Regions from separate parts of the Homo sapiens genome. Here region 2 is linked to region 1. The links are chromatin contacts, found by Hi-C or POLR2A ChIA-PET in ENCODE. All regions are on one chromosome and are shown on one strand. The core of a region is the stretch at or near the end of the contact, and the rest is flanking DNA. Distances in the headings are between cores, read along the strand shown.

Region 1 (3,115 bases), core at 368-2,867:
CCACATCATAAACTTTTCTGCTGAGGCTTAAAAGTGCTTAGACTTCAAACTTGATCTAAAACAGAAATCCTACCTGGAAAAATCACCTTCCAGTCACTTAGCCAATCGCTCATCACTCTCTGTCTCTGAATCTCACCACGAGTTTCACACGTCTCCCGAGAGAGCGTCTCCTTTATCATTACCACATGTGGAGTCAGCAGATTGGGTTTCATCTAAGCTCTGCCTACCTACTATCCGAGTTCCCTAGCAGGTTAGTGACTTTCTCTGCCTTTTTGTTTCTTGATGTGAAAAGGAACAACAGTGGCTGCTCACAGGGTTGTCAGTTACATGGTCAATTACATTACATGGACAATTCATGATGGTGTCAGACCTGTCTGAGAAAAGGTGGCCCATGTTACCATGACAGGCCCCAAGGCTAACAGCCCCTTTCTGGGTCATGGCTCATACAAAGGAGCCCTCCTTGGTTTGCTGGTGCTCTGAGACTTGCAAATGCATTAGGAATTTTACACTGTAACCCGGTTTTAAATGGGTCCAGAGCATCCCCATTGCTAGACTACTGTGCTGAGGAAGGGCACTGGCTCATTGTTACATCCCATGAACACTCTGGGTCTCCTAGACCTCATCCTCTTTGAGCTTCTCTCTCTCACTCTCTCTCTGCGCATTCAGGAGTGTACACATTTCTGTCCAGCACCCTGAAGTCTCTGGAAGAGAAGGACCATATCCACCGAGTCCTGGACAAGATCACAGACACTTTGATCCACCTGATGGCCAAGGCAGGCCTGACCCTGCAGCAGCAGCACCAGCGGCTGGCCCAGCTCCTCCTCATCCTCTCCCACATCAGGCACATGAGGTGAGGCATCTGTGGGCTTCCTACAGGAGAGACATAAAGAAAACATGCCCCCAAACCTATGTGACAGCTGGCCGGGAAGGACTGGTGCCTGCATATGGAGAGTGCACTTGTGACAGTTCCTGGCATAGAATAAGCATAAATGCTATAGGAGGACAGAAGAGAGAGGTTTTAAATCTGCGAGGGTCACAGGGCAAGTGTCAGAGAAGGCATAGAGGAAGCGATACTTACGCTTGGTTTAAAGCATGTGCTTTGGGGCAGTGGTTTAGAGATTGGGTGCAGTGTGCAAATAGGAGGAGGGGGCCAATCAAGAGAAGTCAGTGAATGTACACATCCCCTGAAGACACTGGGTACATCTGTTATGGTCCCTGTGTACACTCGGATATTCTAAATGAGAGACCCTGGGGCCAGATGCCTCACGGAGAGTCAATGTTGACTCCTTCATACCTGTTGAACCCCTTCTTGTCACCCCCATTGCCATTACCCTAGTCTAAGCCACCATCATTTTCTGTTGGACTTCTGTGCCAGTCACTGGATGTGTATCCCTGCCTGTAATCTAGATCCTTTCTAGATCATTCTCCATGATGTGTCCAGAGTGATCATTCTAGAACCAAATCTGATGTCATCCTCCTGCTTAAAACCCTTAAGTTCTCATTGCTTTTAGATAAAATATAAACCCTTTCACTTTGTTTTTATTACTCCTTATGATTCAGCCCTTACTTAGCTTACAAGGACTTCCTCATGTCTGAGCTCTAGCCATAATAGCTGACTGTTGGATGAGTCATCGGGGGGAGGTTCTTCTTCAGGCTGCAGATTGGCGGTCAGCCCTCCTGACCTCAGCTGGGCTCACTCACACATCTGGGAGGCAGCTGCCTGAGGCCAGGGTGACTCTGCTCTATGCCTCATGTCTCCTATCCTCCTTGTACCCACATGTTAGCTGGGACATGTTCTCATCGCAATGGCAGAGGCATGAGAAAGTGATCCTGTTTGGGCAAGTGCATTTTACTCTTTTCTTTCACTCATGTCCACTGACATTTCATTGGCCAAGCAAGCATGTGGGGTGTCCAGAGTCAAAGAGGGACATGTTGCCGGGGTCATGACTATTTCTGAGCAATAATCTAACCTATCATAGCTCAGATCTCACTCCTTGCAGGAAGCATCTCCTAATCCTTAAGACCTAGTTGGAACTTACACTCTGTTCTTCCCTATGGTTACTGCCCATTTTACTATTTTTCTGCCCATTTAGACTGACAACTCTGTGAGCCATCATTGCAATATGGCTTGCTTACCCAATATCACCTAGCATGATGTAGAGCACATAGTAAATACTCAACAAATGTTTTCTGTAAGAGCTAAGGAAGGACATCAGCAGACAAAATAGAGTCTTTCTATGCCAAAAGGTGAAAGTGGTCTCATTTCCATTCCATTGTCCTGTAATTTGGCTAGCCAAAAGCTTAGTGGATACCATTCCCATAAGTAGACCTCATCTGCAGGGAAGAGATGGGGAGACTGCTGGGTTATTTATTGCAGACTCCAGCAGGACCACAACAATGATTCAAAGTGATGACACTAGAAGGACAGGTGCCAATGGGTGATGAAGCCACAATGACGATGTCAAGTGGTATCACTAAAAGGACAGGTACTCATGGGTGATGAAGCCTACATGACCTTGGGCTTACACCAGGACCCTAGGAATGAAAGAGATTCCTTCTCTTAGTGGCTATGAGGGAAGGCCTATGATGTCTTAAGGAGGTTGGATTCGATCATTTTTAAGGGACCTTCAAATCCTTAGACCGTGATTCAAATGGTAAGAAGTTTGCTCCATTAAACTCCCAGGCACCACCCTTTCCGGAGACAACCTTTAAAAATTATTAGCTCCTGGGAAAATAGATGTATCTCATTTTCTTTGTATCCCTCACAGTGCCATATGTGAAGACTTACATATGGTATATGCCCCCAACATTACTACTGAGTGAGTGAACAAAGAAATGAGGGAATGAATGGATGAACAAATGGCTCATGGCAGGCTTTTCCCTGCCCTGTGAATTCGGCTTCTACTTGGTAAGAAGGTGATTGCAATCTCTGTTCTCAGGGTTCCCCAAGGATTCCTGTGTAACAGATGAAGGAATCACGTCTGTCAGGTAGAGTAGGTGACTGCATTCAGAGTATACATTTCCAGTCTCCCCTGTCTTTTTCTTTTGATGAGTATTATAGAGAGGGAAGCCATGAGTGGATTAGATGCCAAAATCCCTGGCTGAGAGAATAACC
Region 2 (3,115 bases), core at 190-2,689, 76 kb after region 1:
TTAAAGAAAACTGCATTTTATATAAGAAATAAATTCTAGAAAACATAGTACTTAAAGATATTGTACTGTGAATTCTTTTATAAAACAATCATTCTTCTTATATTAATGTATTTTTAGTAATCAGAAATGAAAATATTTTAAACTTTGATTAAAGAAATATATTGGTTATGAATCTACCACTATAGGCAACTTTGTTTTTTTCTTGATTATGACTAACATTTTAAAAAACCTGAAGTCTTCAAAACATTTTATTGTCATAATTTCCTTAGTTTAATTTCTTTTACCTTATTTAGTTTACCTCATGGAGTTAAAAAATTTGAAATTTTTTTCATGCTTATTATTGTTAGCATAATATATGTATTCCAATGAACTAAATATGAGACAAGGCAAAGCTCTAAAGATACAATTATTCAAAGAGCAAAAATGGCAATGTTCATTGATACAGAAAATCCTAGATAAGTTGTGGTATATTTATACTATGGAATACTCTGCAGGTTTCTAAAAGAATGAGACTGGCATAGACATTGTTTTATAGTAAACACAGTCCTTTCCCTTGCATTTTCTCATTGGAGATGTGGCAGTTAGTTTCATTAACACTTTGAAAATGAGCAACTTGAGGCTCAGAGAAGTTACTCAGTAAGACCTGGGCCACACAGCAGGAACCAGGTGGACTAAACTCAGGCCTCTTGATTAGTTCTGTGCTGTTTCTGTGCTCATCGCATCAATGCATTCCTGATCCTTACCAGGCACCTTCCGACTCAAACACCCTTAGGTAATACCAGCCGTGAATTCCAAGAATTTCATTTCCTTTGACCTCCAACGTGGGTAGAACACCCTTTAAACTGAAAGTCCTCCTGAGGGCAGCTGCTAGGAACTTCACAAAGCCTTGCTTGCACTGCATATGTGTTTTACCTCCACAGCCTTTGAACTCCCTCTGGGATGAGAGCTGACCTCTATTGAACATATTCTATGCTTAGCGGTTGATATGGTTTAGCTGTGTCACTACCCAAATCTCATCTTGACTTGTAGCTCCCACAATTCCTATGCGTTGTGGAAGGGACCCGATGGGAGATAATTGAGTCATGGGGGTGGTTTCCCCCAGACTGTTCTTGTGGTAGCGAATAAATCTCATGAGATCTGATGATTTTATAAGGGGTTTCCCCTTTTGCCTGGCTTTCATTCTCTCCTGTCTGCCACCATGTAAGATGTGCCTTTCGCCTTCCACCATAATTGTGAGGCCTCCCCAGCCATGTGGAACTGTGAGTCCATTAAACATGTTTTTCTTTATAAATCACCCAGTCTCGAGTTGTCTTTATCAGCAGCATGAAAATGGACTAATACAGTGGTAAACCACTAATCATTCTTCTGAGCTAGCTACTATTATGATTCTCATTTTATACATGTGGTAACCGAGGTGCTGAGAAGATAAGCAAGTTGGTGAAGCAGAATCACGCTATGACTCAGGCAGCTGAAGCCCGAAGCCAATGCTTTGCTTTGTGTATGCTTTCATTTGTGTGCGTACGTTTTCCACCCTATGGTTTAGATTTGAGAAACTCAGCAAATACGGGAGTGACTGCTATGTGCAAAGAACAAGGTCAGGGGCTGGGACTACTATGGTGATCAAGGTTAGATACACTTACATTTTAGCAGAGAAAACAGGCTTAAAATGACTGATCACACAAGATTTCACATAGTTCAGGGAAATGCTATGAAGGAGAAGCCTACTGAGCCCGTAAGAAGAATCTGATCTAATCTGGAGAGAAGGAAAAACAGGAAGAACCAATCAGGAGCTGGCCAGGCCAGGGGCAGGCAGGAGAATGCCCAGGAAGAGAGAATAGAAAGGAAGAGGCCCTGCAGTGAGGAACGCTTGTGTACTTGCATTATGACACTTATTTGGTTAGGGACCATTTTCTTTCTCATCTTTATATCCCTAGAGCAGGCCACCTGTTTTGGTAAACAAAATTTTGTGGGAGCACTGCCATGGTTTTCTATTTACAGATTTTTCTATGGCTGCTTTCACTCTATAATAACACGCTAATAGCAACAGAGACTATTTGGCCCACAAAACTAAAAATATTTACTATCTGGTCCTCTACAGAAAACATTTGCCAACCTCTGCCCTATAGCAAGAAGCATAGTACTTCATATATAGTAGGCGTTCAATCATTTTAAAAAATTACTTGTTTTTACTCTACTTCTACAAAATGTTGAGGCAATTATAATAAATATAGAGATTAAAAACAACCAGTCACAAAAGGCCACATATTATATGACCTATGTATATGAACTATTCAGAACAGGTAAACATGTAGAAACAGAAAGTAGATTAGTAGTTTCCCAGGGCTGGGAGAAGTGGGGAAGGAAGAGGAGGGAAGAAAAGAGTGACGGCTAATGGGTAACTGTTTTTATTTGGGACTGACGAAAGTGTTTTAAAATTGATTGGAGTAATAGATGCATAGCTTTATAAATATACTAAAATCACTGAATTACATGCTTTAGATAGATGAGTTATACGGCATGTGGATTATATCCCCAAAAAAGCTGCTATTGAGAAAAACAAAAAGATAACAGCCAAATAACTAAAGGATGCTTTTGCCTTGGTGATGGGGATTTAGGTTTAGCCGAGAGAAAAAGAATTTTCTCTATTAGAAGGTCCAGTTACCCACTTCCCTGCCCCCAAATCATCACAACAGAGTGCGCAAGTTGAATTTGACCTTCCTAGATGCTAAGATGAGAAATGTTACTAATTCGTTGTCTGTGATAAGAAACATTGAAGAATTAATACTAAAAAGACAGATTTCCTTTTAGTCCTGAGCTCTAGAGAAATTGCTATGTGGATTTTCTGCACTGGATTCATTGACAAAACGAGAGCCAGTATTCTTAAAGGCAGTTTTACAGAAATTAGAGTGATGCGTCACCAATGACAGCTTCTTATGTTGACTTTTAAAAAAAGCCAAGGGCTCAGAGGTACTTTAATTATCTAGGCCACTGCTGAACAACAGAACTTTCTGAGATGATAAAAATGTTCTGCATTGTACAGGGTCCAATAAGGTAGCCACTAGCCTCATGGGGTTATTGACCACTTAAAATGTGGCCAGTGCAACTGACCATAATT

Evidence for each region. A loop is a pair of places that touch in the nucleus more often than their neighbours do. ChIA-PET counts read pairs that join two places held with the same protein, here RNA polymerase II (POLR2A). Pooled maps may share reads with other maps.
Region 2: a loop to region 1 is called in a pooled map, with 2.3 times the contacts of the local background. The contact joins two enhancer-like sites. A Hi-C loop is called at or near these places in 1 of 50 pooled maps. POLR2A ChIA-PET finds 5 or more read pairs at or near these places in 2 of 52 experiments (AG04450 and activated T-cell).

The regions. Positions count from the first base shown.
Region 1 is chr6:152,093,719-152,096,833 of GRCh38, forward strand. ESR1 (estrogen receptor 1) reads left to right here. Exons shown (of 8, transcript NM_000125.4): 7 at 667-850. Among named protein-coding and RNA genes, the nearest start is that of SYNE1-AS1, 290 kb to the right of the region's middle. RefSeq lists enhancers at 1,496-1,790, 1,516-1,810. Within about 2 kb of position 1,618, at least 11 of the 41 ENCODE cell types and tissues checked have a DNase peak (open chromatin) inside an H3K27ac peak, as active enhancers do.
Region 2 is chr6:152,169,817-152,172,931 of GRCh38, forward strand. All of the region lies in intron 130 of SYNE1 (spectrin repeat containing nuclear envelope protein 1), which reads right to left. Among named protein-coding and RNA genes, the nearest start is that of SYNE1-AS1, 210 kb to the right of the region's middle. RefSeq lists a silencer at 1,305-1,505. Within about 2 kb of position 1,440, at least 6 of the 41 ENCODE cell types and tissues checked have a DNase peak (open chromatin) inside an H3K27ac peak, as active enhancers do.